2 separate regions of the Homo sapiens genome follow, and region 2 is linked to region 1. A link is a contact called in ENCODE Hi-C or POLR2A ChIA-PET data. All regions are on one chromosome and are shown on one strand. Each heading gives the region's core, a stretch centred on a gene start or an enhancer-like site at or near the end of the contact. The rest is flanking DNA. Distances are from core to core; before and after follow the strand shown. Region 1 holds the start of BCAP29 (B cell receptor associated protein 29). Region 2 overlaps DUS4L-BCAP29 (DUS4L-BCAP29 readthrough).

Evidence for each region. Hi-C counts contacts between places; a loop is a spot of excess contacts on that map. ChIA-PET counts read pairs that join two places held with the same protein, here RNA polymerase II (POLR2A). Pooled maps may share reads with other maps.
Region 2: a pooled map shows a loop between it and region 1 (4-fold over the local background). The contact joins the enhancer-like site here to the promoter of BCAP29 in region 1. A Hi-C loop is called at or near these places in 2 of 168 maps with a recorded cell type or tissue (PC-9 and breast epithelium), 1 of 37 single-sample maps with no recorded cell type and 5 of 50 pooled maps. POLR2A ChIA-PET finds 5 or more read pairs at or near these places in 7 of 52 experiments (BJ, K562, MCF 10A and 4 more).

What each region holds. Positions count from the first base shown.
Region 1 is chr7:107,576,754-107,582,989 of GRCh38, forward strand. BCAP29 (B cell receptor associated protein 29) reads left to right here and starts at 3,493. Exons shown (of 8, transcript NM_018844.4): 1 at 3,493-3,548; 2 at 4,006-4,111. The coding sequence starts at 4,020. DUS4L-BCAP29 (DUS4L-BCAP29 readthrough) reads left to right here. Exons shown (of 13, transcript NR_163941.2): 7 at 4,006-4,111. DUS4L (dihydrouridine synthase 4 like) reads left to right here. Exons shown (of 8, transcript NM_181581.3): 8 at 560-1,770. The coding sequence ends at 807. RefSeq lists a silencer at 3,351-3,840 and an enhancer at 3,931-4,000.
Region 2 is chr7:107,611,837-107,618,155 of GRCh38, forward strand. It overlaps DUS4L-BCAP29 (DUS4L-BCAP29 readthrough), which reads left to right. Exons shown (of 13, transcript NR_163941.2): 12 at 1,496-1,596. BCAP29 (B cell receptor associated protein 29) reads left to right here. Exons shown (of 8, transcript NM_018844.4): 7 at 1,496-1,596. Among named protein-coding and RNA genes, the nearest start is that of BCAP29, 35 kb to the left of the region's middle. Within about 2 kb of position 2,760, at least 2 of the 41 ENCODE cell types and tissues checked have a DNase peak (open chromatin) inside an H3K27ac peak, as active enhancers do; they include PC-9, where a contact is called at or near this core.

The sequences.
Region 1 (6,236 bases), core at 2,243-4,742:
TACCTAGAAAAACATGGATTATCTTAACTGGGATAAATTAATTCAGTTACTTTTCTGACACCATCATATCTAGTGACCAGTGAAGAATTTTCCAGATAGCCTACTAGTAAAATAAAGCACCTAGAAATAAGAGTAAGTGAACTCGAGAATGATAAGAGCTAAAGGAATCCCAGAACTGCTATGCAGTTTCATTATTCCCTTAAATTATTGGCATGCCAAGCCCTATAATTGCTAGATGGGAGAATATAGATAAACTGAACTTTAAGCAGCCCAATTTATGACAATCCAGATTTACCCTAAAGAAAAACTAAAGACTAATGGTTTAATGTAGAAATCTTTAAAAAATAAAGATTTCTGTACGTACATTTAAACTTTCCTGGTTTACAAAAGGTACCAAAATTAATTCTTTTGTAATCGGATTAAACATATTAATGCAATAAAGACATTACAAAACCTTGTGATAATACTTTTTAAAAATATACTGTTTGCTTCATTGAGCTTGAACTAATAACCAGGGGTTCTTAATGTATGGACAAATATGGTGTGCTTTAATTTGTAGGTGTGATGGTTGCAAGAGGACTCTTAGCAAACCCGGCCATGTTTGCTGGATATGAGGAAACCCCACTGAAATGCATCTGGGACTGGGTTGACATTGCTCTTGAACTCGGGACTCCTTACATGTGTTTCCATCAACATTTAATGTACATGATGGAAAAGATAACTTCAAGGCAGGAAAAAAGGGTATTTAATGCTCTGTCAAGCACATCAGCAATCATAGATTACCTTACAGACCATTATGGCATTTGACTAGACTTCCCAAATAATTTTAATATATACTTTTAGACCCACAGTGAAACCACAGAAGGTCATATTTTGTACCTTAAACCAGTAGCTCTCAAATTTTAGTATAAAAACAATTCCTGGGAGCGTTTTTTAAAAATCAGTTGTAGACACCACCCTCAGAGATTCTGATTAGGTAGATCTGGAGTAGACCCAGAAATACACAGTTTAAAGAAAACTCCCAGTGGTTCAAACATCCTGATCATCCTAGGCAAACATTGACAAATACTGCTCTGAATCCTGTTCTATAGATATTGGGGGGATGGGTAGAGTGGGAATTTTTTCCTAATCATGTTTTTAACATTTTAAAATAAAATTTAATACTAAGAAATTATGGCTTATAGTATCTATAAATTAACAAGAAGTATGCAGGTGCAAAAAAGTGGTGGAACAAATACCAACATCCATCCAAAATGAAAAAGAACAGGAAATTCTGAATAGAATTGCACTCAGAACTTATATTAAAAATTCCATTTGGTTAATGACATTAAATTTGGTACATTTCAAAACTTCTAGGTCCTCCAAAGATTGAAAGCTTAATAATCTCCTACCTAAAAAGATAAAATTAATTGCAATCTACCATATCTTAAGTATAGGAAATTTGGTGTCCAACCTGGAGATGATTATATATTTGAAATATTTCCTAGAGAATAGTAACCAGGTTTTGTTTTTAACTTTAAAACCTAATTACTTTTGTGCCTCTCAGCCGTTGATTGTAACTTTAAAGTCCCATGGTTTTGGAGTGTTATTAATAGATTTTGTTATCGGTGGGCATGCACTGCAAGAATTAAGTATCTCAGACTGAAATAAAACCGTTCATAATTAAAGTATTATTTTGTTTTGCCAACATGAAAACTGTTATAAGGAAACAATTATGTAAAACTGTTTAATTCACGTTTGGGAATATTGAATGAATCCATTTTAACATAAGCACTGTGGTGCCATCTTTTTTCTCAGTACATTCTGTTTTCACTTTTCAGTTAATGCATTTTTTTTTTTAAAGATAACTCGCTGTTTCATTTTCTATGAATACTGTACAAAATAGGGAGGTATGGTCAGAACTCTGAATTGAATTACCCTAGTGTTGTGAGCACAGCATCATCACTAGAGTAATGTGCTCGGTGTTTGGAAGGAACCAGCGTGGATGGGCAAGAAGTTCTAACACTTTTGATTAAAAGTAACTTCCTGGCCGGGCGCGGTGGCTCACGCCTGTGATCCCAGCACTTTGGGAGGCCAAGACGGGCAGATCACGAGGTCAGGAGATCAAGACCATCCTGGATAACACGGTGAAACCCCGTCTCTACTAAAAATACAAAAATTAGCTGGGCGTGGTGGCGGGCGCCTATAGTCCCAGCTACTCAGGAGGCTGAGGCAGGAGAATGGTGTGAACCTGGGAGGTGGAGCTTGCAGTGAGCTGAGATTGCGCCACTGCACTCCTGCCTGGGCAACAGAGCAAGACTCTGTCTCAAAAAAAAAAAAAAAAAAGTAACTTCCTGGCTAGGCGCGGTGGCTCACACCTGTAATCCCAACAGTTTGGGAGGCCAAGGCAGGCAGATCACTTGAGTCCAGGAGTTCGAGACCAGCCTGGCCAACATGGTGAAACCCTGTCTCTGCTAAAAATACAACAATTAGCTAGGCATGGTGGCAGGCGCCTGTAATCCCAGCCACTCTGGAGACTGGGGCCAGAGAATCACTTGAACCTGGGAGGCAGAGGCTACAGTGAGCCGAGATCGCACCACCACAATCCAGCCTGGGCGACATTGGGAGACTCCATCTCAAAAAAAAAAAAAAAATCTTCCTTATGGTTAATTTATGTTCAAAGTCTATTTTTCTATTTTTTCTGTTACATGTGATCCAGAATATTAGTGATAAATTAAGAAAAAGCACCAACTTAAATGTGTTTTTGAATGTTTTATATTCTATAATTATCAATTTTCAACATTTATTTACTATTCCCCAAATAATTGTTACCAGGATAGTACTTTTATTAAATTCCTGATACGTTGTCAATATTGAAAAAACTCAACAACTTAAATGTACACGCACAGTTTGAAAAGCTGGAAAATAGTGAAAGAATATCCCCATACCCACCTTTCGTACCAGTCCCCAAACATCACGGTAAAGTTTACTGTCTCTTCCCAGCCCATGGACGGGAACGGGAACGCCTACGGAATATGTTGTGACATACAGTTGATCCTAGGTTCTCCAGAACAAAATGCTGCACGACCACCTCATCCTGGCCCTTTATTAAATATAGCTTAATTCTGGACACAAACAGTTCCCACCATGAAGAGAGAGTAGGTGACCGGAAAGGAGTGCGTCTTAAGCGCGTTCGCTGAATTTGCACCACCCAATCCAGCCCCGCCGCCCGGCGCCGCTCCTTAGACCTGGACCCCGGCACCCTCCCGCCGGGGCCGCACTTAGCAGTGGAAAGTCTGTCCTCCTGAAGAAGTTGCGCTCCGACCTCCAAGCATCAGGTCAAAAGTCTAACTCATTCTCTGACCTGCCGCCAATTAGAAAACAACTGTTGCCAATAAACGTGGTCGCGCCGCCTGTGACCTCAGCCGGGACGGACCCGCGGGCGGGAGCCTGCGGGGCGTGAGGCGGGGTGGGGCCCTGGCTCCCCTCCCCCGCCCAGCCGCGGCGTCTGACGTCCCGCGCGTCGGCGGCCGCGGAGCAGCGCAGGGAGCCAGGCGGGCTGCCGGCGGGTAAGGGCTTCTGCGACCCGGGGACCCGTGGGGCGTAGGCCGCGGAGGGAGAGCGCCGCTGCCTGGTCTGGAGAACCCCGCGGAGCTGGCCTGGCCCGACCCGGCCCGGCCCGGTCCGCGGCGCGGTGGTCGAGGGCCCGCGGCGCCTTCTGGGAGCGGGAGGGCCGGGAAGCCGGGCGTTGGTGGAGGGAGGCGTTGGGCTTCTGTCGCCGCGAAGCTGGCGGAAAAGGCAGTGGCCAGCGAGCCGCCTCGCCAGTTCCCACGACTCCCAGGGAGGTGGCGACACCCGCTTCCCGGGCCACCCTTTTCCCCTTCCTGACCGGGGTCCGTGCTTGCCTTCCCAGGTGGGGGAAGGTGGAACACTGTCCATCCCCTGGACAAAAACGCTGCGCCTCGGGGCCTTGAACCCGGTTTTGTTTGAAAGGAAGCAAGAGAAAATAAGTGTTTTTCCATTTAGGTGTGAAGAAAAAAATGACACTCCAATGGGCTGCAGTGGCAACCTTTCTTTATGCCGAAATAGGACTCATTTTAATCTTCTGCCTACCTTTTATTCCTCCTCAGAGGTAGGAAACCTTCAAATCGTTAACTAATAAATATTGGATCGCTCTTAATGTAAAATGGAAAAAGTTTTCTGAACATTAAAAAGTTTCGAAAGTCTTTGAAAATAAACTCACCTAACGAATTAGGTAGTATATAATGACAATATTAAAATAACATTTTATATAAAACTCTGTTACGTGTACAAGTGAAATAACTTTTTCTTCCCTTCTAAAAGAAAAGGCGCCTATACTTTTGATTCTGTTGATTACAGATATAATAAAGCAACGATTATACTTTTAACACCTGCCCTGCCTTGTCTCAGGTTTTACCTTTGTTTTATTGCCCTGAATTGGAGCCATGAACTAAATAAATATAAGTGGATAAATCATGTTTACAGTACAGCATGGGTGTAAAAGTGTTTCACTGAGGCACTGGAACAGCAATTTAGAAACCAAAGCCAATAAATTATTCTTAGTTTTCGCCTTTGTAACCGTTAGTTTCATTAATGACAATTTTACTACTTTTGATTTCACATAAAATTAATGAATGTATATTAAAAGTGCTGAATGTGAAAAGTATCACAACCATGTATTAGCATTAGTTCGTTAGTGACGGAACTTCTAAGGTCTTGAAGAACCAAGTACAGTGTTTCAAGCCAAGCAGTGGTTCATTTTACCCTTGCAGTAATCTACTTTTTAGTCGTTTAATTTTAGATCCAGAAATTTGATAGTATGAATGGGGAAATACACATGTAATAAAAATATTGCAAGATATTTGTTCATACTCCTGGCATAAAAGAAAGTATTTCATAAGTGAGATCCTAGAGATAACCCACTAAAGTGTATTAAAATCCCAGGACTGGGAGAAACTTCTTAAAGTTTCACCTTAGCTCAGGGTCCAGATAGTCTTTCACAACTCCTAACTTGCTCCTTACCTGCCTGGATTTCTGCTCTCTTCTGTCCTTCTCTATCAGCTAAGCTAAGCTCAGTAAGTTGTTTCTTACTAAAGAAAAAAAATTGAATCATACTGTAGGGTCTTTGATCTTATTTGATCCATTCCACCCATGTTCTATATATCACGTACTGAGACCCAGGAGGGCAAGTAGCCTACGGTTACCTAGCTGGTAAGTGACAGATTCTAGAAAAAAATCTGGCTCTTAGTCCAGTGTTCTTTCTACTCCATCATGCTGCCTCTCATCCTGTAGGTTTTGTTTCAAACTCAGTAACACCCTGTTTTGCTTTTTGGTAATATTTGCAATGATAGAATCCTATATACTCAAGAGAAAGAAAGATTTTGTATATAAACATCTAATTTATAGATAAGGCTTAAGGGTTTGCAAAGAAGGAAAAATTGTCAGTTGATCTTTACTCCATCAGAGTGATCTGTAACTTATGGATCAATATTTTTCTTCCTGCCAAATAAAAATTTTACCCATCCTGATCAAGTAGCTATTAGATAGATGTGTGTATATTTGCATATGATATATAAATGTGTTCTCATGTACAGATATAAAGAAAATACGGTATGTATGCACGCAGATCATTTACAATATGTCCTATGTGTGTATCCACATCTTTTTATCTTTTATATTTGTATCACCATAATCTTTAAAGAAAATATTTCATCATTTAGTCTCTATTATTTTCTTACATAACCCAGTGGTTAAAGGCACATGCTCAGAAATCAGGTCACCTATAACTGCATGTTACTAACCTTGGGCATGCTCTTGATCCTCTCTGATCTGTTTCCCCATCTGTAAAATGGAGGTAGTACTAGTGTCTACCCCTTACGGTAGTTGTTGTAATTAAATGAGATAAAACATGTAAAAGTACTTAGAACCATAATATAGTGAGAACACAATAGGTATTAGCTATGATAAGGTGCTCAACTGCTAGTTGTTCCCTATGAGAGATCTCTTACATTCCCTTTTACACCACACCAAACCTTGAAGAAATAAGTAAATTTACATTTGGACCTAGATCAAGGTATTACCACTTATGTTCTCTTAAAAATATAAAATTTTATATTGCATAATTTAAATATTGGCTGTATAAAATGCTTGGACTTGGAAGCAGAGACAAAATGAACCGATTCATCTGTATGAATCTCCCTCAACCCACCAATTTCAAGTAGTTACTTGAAGTTGTC
Region 2 (6,319 bases), core at 1,510-4,009, 34 kb after region 1:
CCACTAGCTCACATGTGGCTGTTTAAATTTAATTGAACTTAAATTGAAAATATAGGTCCTCACTTAAACTAGCCACATTTAAAGTTCACAATAGCCACATCTAAGTAGTGACTACCGTATTGACAACGCAGATGTAGAACTATGTAGAACATTTGACAATACTGTCTAGAAAGTACTGATACAAAAAGCACTTTAGTTGATAATGGCTTATATATTTATATAAAAATGCCTATATGATGACTTCTCAAGAGAAAAGATTGTTTATAACTGGAACCTATAATTTTATTTCATTGTGCCAGAAAAGTAGCTTTTAAATTTATAAATTCTACTTTTTTCCCTTAAACTCCTACCCTAAAATACTTCCAAATGTAGAACTTCTGAAGGCTACATATGATATAGAGCTACTTCAGGATTCCCAGAGTTTGGAAAAATGATTTCTGAAAGCACTATATGAGATAAAAGTTTCAAGTATGACAACTCTAATTTTTCTACCCCATTTTGTACAGCTCTTCTACATATTTTGCTCATTAGCACCTTCTTCACAATGTATTGTTTTATATATATATATATATATATATATATATATATATATATATATATATATTTATTTTACTTCTATCTAAGGCCCTGAATCTGCTGACATATGACTTGTAGCTCCTTGGTAGGTAAAGGTCAATATATAGTAATTCTTGTGTGCCATTATCTTGAGGAGCAGGATGTTTGCATAGACTAAATTGTCTTCCTATATATTGCTGCTTTAGTTACAAAGGTTAAAATTGTAAGTATAAAATGGAAAAACCAGTGAGGGACAGAGGAACTTTGGATGTAATGGGCCTCTGGATGCCCTGAGAAGCATTTAATATCACTTATATTCATATGTAAGTGGATGCATGACCTGAATTTATTCATGAGGAAACATCAGACAAAAACAAAGTGAAAGAACATTCTATCTAAAAAGTGGCCTGTATTCTTTAAAATGTCAGTATCATGAAAGATGGGGAGAAGAGGGCTGTGATAATGGTAGGGAATTATTCCAGATTAAAAGAAATTAAAGAGATATGATAACTAAATGCAATATGTGATCTTGCACTGTATCCTGGACTAGCAGTGGAGAAAATGCTTAAAGGACATGATTAAGACAGTTCCAAAAACTGGCATATGGATGATAAATTAGATTTAAAGTATTGTATTCATATTAAGTTTCCTAAATTTGGTGACTATACTATGGTTATGTTAGATAATATTTTGTTTCTGGGAAATACATTCACAGAAATGTATTGAAGAGTAGAGGGGCACGATGCCTGCACCTTATTCTCAAATGAGTCAAGAAAATAATAGTGTGTGTGAAGAGAGAGAATATGATAACAAATGTAGCACAATGTTAACAGTGGATTTGAGTAAAGACTATACAGGAGTTCTCTATTTAAGCCTTGTAACTTTTCTATAAATTTGAAATTATTCTGAAATAAAAATAAAACTATTCGATATTTTCTAGCCCTTTCTAAGGCACAAAATGATGTGATGGAAATGAAGATGCAGTCAGAGAGACTTTCGAAAGAATATGATCAACTCCTGAAAGAACACTCTGAACTTCAGGTGGGTGTGACATGCACTTTATGCACCTAAATGTTTTGAAATAGTAATTACCTAAGTAAATTATTTGGGTTATTTGTCCTTAACTAATCAAGATGATGTACTTAATCCTGGCTTTGTTAAACGATTTAAAGAAGCCAGATTTTTACCTAGAGGGTAAAGATTAGGACATTGCAGGAAAATACAAGATAATTTTAAGGAATTGCTGACTTGCATACTTACAGCATTCCAGTTTTGGTGAATTTTTAAGCAAAAGAAGCCACAAAAATGGCAGCATTGGAAAACAGACTGGTTCTAGAAAAGGTGAGTTTTGCTCTTTGGGATGTTTGCCATATTCATGCCAAAATGAGGCCAAAATTTCAAGTTCCACATCACACTACTCTTGTCTCAGTGTTTTAGACATATTAGGACAAGACTTTAGCATTCAAATTTATCATTTACCTCCAAATGTTGATTTGAAAGATGGAAATGGGAAAAAAATGTTTCATTGTTAAAGCCACAAAGTCAGATCTGGGCCATAGGTTTTCTTTCTCTTTCTCTCTAATTCAATAAAAGAAATGGTCATCCCTGTTAGGCTTGTCTTTCCTCCCTCCCTTCTGCTGCCAGCCAGTAACCTGAATTGATTTCTCAGACACACTCTGATCAATTGGGGAAGAGACCATTCCAGAGACAGCCCTGGCCTTCCCTCCCAGTTTCTCCCAAGACAGACTGGTTGGGCTTGTCTTCAAAATTTGGCAGCCTTTGTGGCTTTCAGTCAGGGCTTTTTACAAATAATAGCTTTTTATTTCACTGTACACATTTCCCTGCATCTTAATGGTCATGGTATCTCCAAGACTCAGCACTGTTCCTGGCACAAGGCAAGCATACACTATACTCATAGACTTTGTAGTCAGACCTACTTGGAATACCTACCTATACCTGGCTGCATGCTAGGTTTTTTATCTTAGGCAGGTTATAGCATCCCTTTGGGGCTCACTTCTTTCATCTATAAAAATTGAAACAATAATGATGCCTGGCTCACTGGATTGTTAAGAGAACTAAATAAAATGTGTAGGTTTTTTAGCACTATGCCTAGCTGACAGTAAACACTCAAGAAATGATAGGTATTATCATCATCATCTGTATTACTTCCTCTGTAGGAATTTTGCTGAAAGAATGACTTATTCTCAACCAACCACTTTGGCCTTGGTTTAGAGCCAGTAATTAAGTAACCCAAAGCACATATTTGTAATCTGATATTCCCAGTTGGTTTGCATGTTTGGTTTAACTAGCCTACTTTGACAATAGCAAAAGACAAGGTAGCCAGAGAAGGGTGAATACCCTGTATGCTCCAATCCCAGGACACTGAGGGCTCAGTTCACATGGCCTGGAGCAGATAGGTAGATTGTCAGCAAGACCACCCCTTCCCCGTCTCAAAAATAGAGACCCTAAAATTGCTGACCTCATTGGGGCATGATAATTATTCGTGGTATCTTTCAAGGTCCACCTTGGAAAGTGAAGAAGTCACTTCAGAGACCTCTTGCCTAGAAATACAACATTTTCCCCCTATTTGTGAGATTAGGGTTTACTCAGCCAGGTTGAGTATCGACATTAGTGGACTTTGCCATGATGTCAGACATGCTTAGATCTTTGAATGGAGAAAGGAAAACCAGAAGTATGCCTTCAGTTTCTTATGGCCAGTGTCCATTGTTGAATGTCTCCATTGTTGAATGTCTCCATTGTTGAATGTCTCCATTGTGGTAACAGCCATTGGTTCTCTTAATTCTGAAGAATATATATAACAGTGAGATTTCCTCAACCCATTTCCTCCCCACAGAAAAGCCACAGTCAGCCTGGAGCTGCTGCATTCTTGGTAAAGGAAGTAGAAAGCTTTTAAGAGTGATTCCTGGCTGAGCGTGGTGGCTCACACCTTTCTTTAATCCCAGCACTTTGGAAGGCTGAGGCGGGCGGATCATGGGAGATCAAGACCATCCTGGCTAACAAGGTGAAACCCTGTCTCTACTAAAAATACAAAAAATTAGCCGGGCATGGTGGCAAGTGCCTGTAATCCCAGCTACTCGGGAGGCTGAGGCAGGAGAATCACTTGAACCTGGGAGGCAGAGGTTGCAGTGAGCCGAGATCGCGCTTTTGCACTCCAGCCTGGGTGACAGAGCGAGACTCCATCTCAGAAAAAAAAAAAGTGATTCCTTCCCAAGAAAATAGTTGTTATAATAGTTGTCATACCTGTTTCTGTGGAAAAGACCCCATCCCAGATTATGCCAGACACCATGCCGAGAGTAGGGCCTTGTTTGATAGCACTTCAGGACTTGATCTAATTTCTGCTTGTATCCAGTTTTTGAAATATTTAATAGATGTCATTTGTTGAGAGTATGCTCTGGACTAAGCACTTGGCTAAGGGCTTCGTATATGTTGTTTTGTTTACTCTCCATGACAGCTCAATAATTGAAAGTATTTTAATATCCCTATTTTGTGAATGAGGAAACTGAGACCCAGAGATGTTATATAATTTATCGAAAGTAACTAGAAAGTGATAGCATTCAAAGTCAGAGAATCTTTCTCCAGAACCTCCATCATTAACCACTATGTTCTTTGGCCTTTGCTGATCATTGGATTGTGTTCTTGGATCCATTCTCCTCTCACCACTGCTTTACTCTGTATCTCTGGGAGGCCCGTTTCCAAGGCTCCCTTGCTGTCTGACTCAGTCTGGGCAGGTTTAGCCAGTGGCAGGCACTAGAAGACTGAAGGCAGGAGGAAGGGGAAAGCCAGGGATTTCTTCTACTCTTTCTGCTATAGAGGCCTTCTCCTTTATGACTCCAGTTCCTTCCCTCTAGGTCCCACTGGGCAGCTTCTACATACTGGCCTTCGCACCTGGGCTCCATAACCCTCATCCCTCCAGCCCAAGAAGTGGTGGTGGCTTTTCTGCTATTGATAATCCCAGAGGTGCCTTACCACCCTGTTTGGTGTGTGTACTTTTTCATCACCTGTAAAACCAATTTCCCATAATATCTCTGTTGGAAGGAAAACAAAATCTCAGCTCCATAGTTTACCACTTCTGTAACCCACAGGTGACTCATTTGACATCTATGCTCCTCAGGTACTTTACTACTTAAATAAAGGTTGTAATACCTTATGAAAATTAAACCAGATCCTGTATAAGAAAGCACTTTATATATTTATAATCAAGAATGCTATTTATTATGTCCTGACTGGTTACATTTTTTTCCTTCACCTACCCATCCCCCACCGTTGTCCAATATGAGACCCTGTATAAGATTCTCAGATTTAGATATCATTAAGAGCCCCATTTTGTTTGTTTGTTTGTTTTTTGAGACAGTGTCTCACTCTGTCACCAAGACTGGAGTTCAGTGGCACAATCTCAGCTCGCTGCAACCTCCACCTCCCCAATTTAATCGATTCTTGTGCCTCAGCCTTCTGAGTGACTGGGACTACAAGCACATGCCACCATGCGCAGCTAAGTTGGGTATTTTTAGTAGAGACAGGGTTTCACCATGTTGGCCAGGCTGGTCTCGAACTCCTGACCTCAAGCGATCCGCCCACCTGGGCCTTCCAAAGTGCTGGGATTATAGGCTCGAGCCACCGTGCCCAGCCAAGAACCCTTTTCTTTAACTCTTGTGCTTTAATGTTCGTCTGAGCCCTGCTTGAGAAGCAAAAGATAGTTACAGATCCTCTATGGTAAAAAGCTCTATCAAATTGTCCTCATGAATTTACTTCTGTTGTCAAACTAATCTTAGATATTGAATTATATGCTAAGGTTCTTTGGAACTAGCTTCCTGAATTTTACACAGTTGACATATTTTCATTGGAACAATCATAAAACGAAAGATCATTAAAATATTAAGGAAACAAAGGTTAAAGAGGGAAACGCTGATTTCTTTACTGTAAATAGATCCCAATTTGCATCTTTTAAATCCTTTTGGATTTCCCCATCTGGTCCCCTCCCTGTTATAGGCACTAAATAAATATTAGAAAACAGTCCCTTCAAAACATGTAGTCCTTTCCTTATTTGCCCTGCCTCTCTTCTAAAAAAAAAGAAAAACAGAACTAACTAGAGATTATTGGCTGCACAAACCCATCAGCACCTGCCAGTTTTTAAATTTCATTTTGGAAAATCAGCCATCACTTAAGGGACTTGTCCATAATAGCTTCATTAAAGCTTTGTTTTTTATCAAAAGGGGGCCACATATGTAAACTTGTGGAAGTAATTTACCTCCTCTACTCTTGTCTTTTTATTTGATTGCAAAAGTTAATGTTATTAAAGTTGCTATGGAAGCATTAATGTTCAGCCTGAACAAGAGCTTGACGAACTTCTTTATACAAGCAATAACACTCTGCAACCCCATTTTATGAGATATTTTTCATGATGTAGACATTTACTTTCTTAGCACAAGTGATCTCTTAAGATTAATTTCTTTTCCATTTTCCTTCAGTTTTAAATGATGTAATATAGTAATCTTTATAACATGATCAGCCAAGTATAATTTGAGAAGTCAGTTCTGTTGGCAAATATCTGAAGGACAAAACCAAAGCCACCCTAGCTGAGGTTTTTGTCCCTTCCTTCTTTCATTTACCAAAAACCTTAATTGGGTTAACAGTAGGGGAATTTTAGAAATCATGTTTTCCTAATGTAACCTGTGAAACAAAAGCAAAATAGATTAAGGCAAGGGGAAAAATGAACTTACCAAGAGTGTTCTTTTTCCTAAGTAAA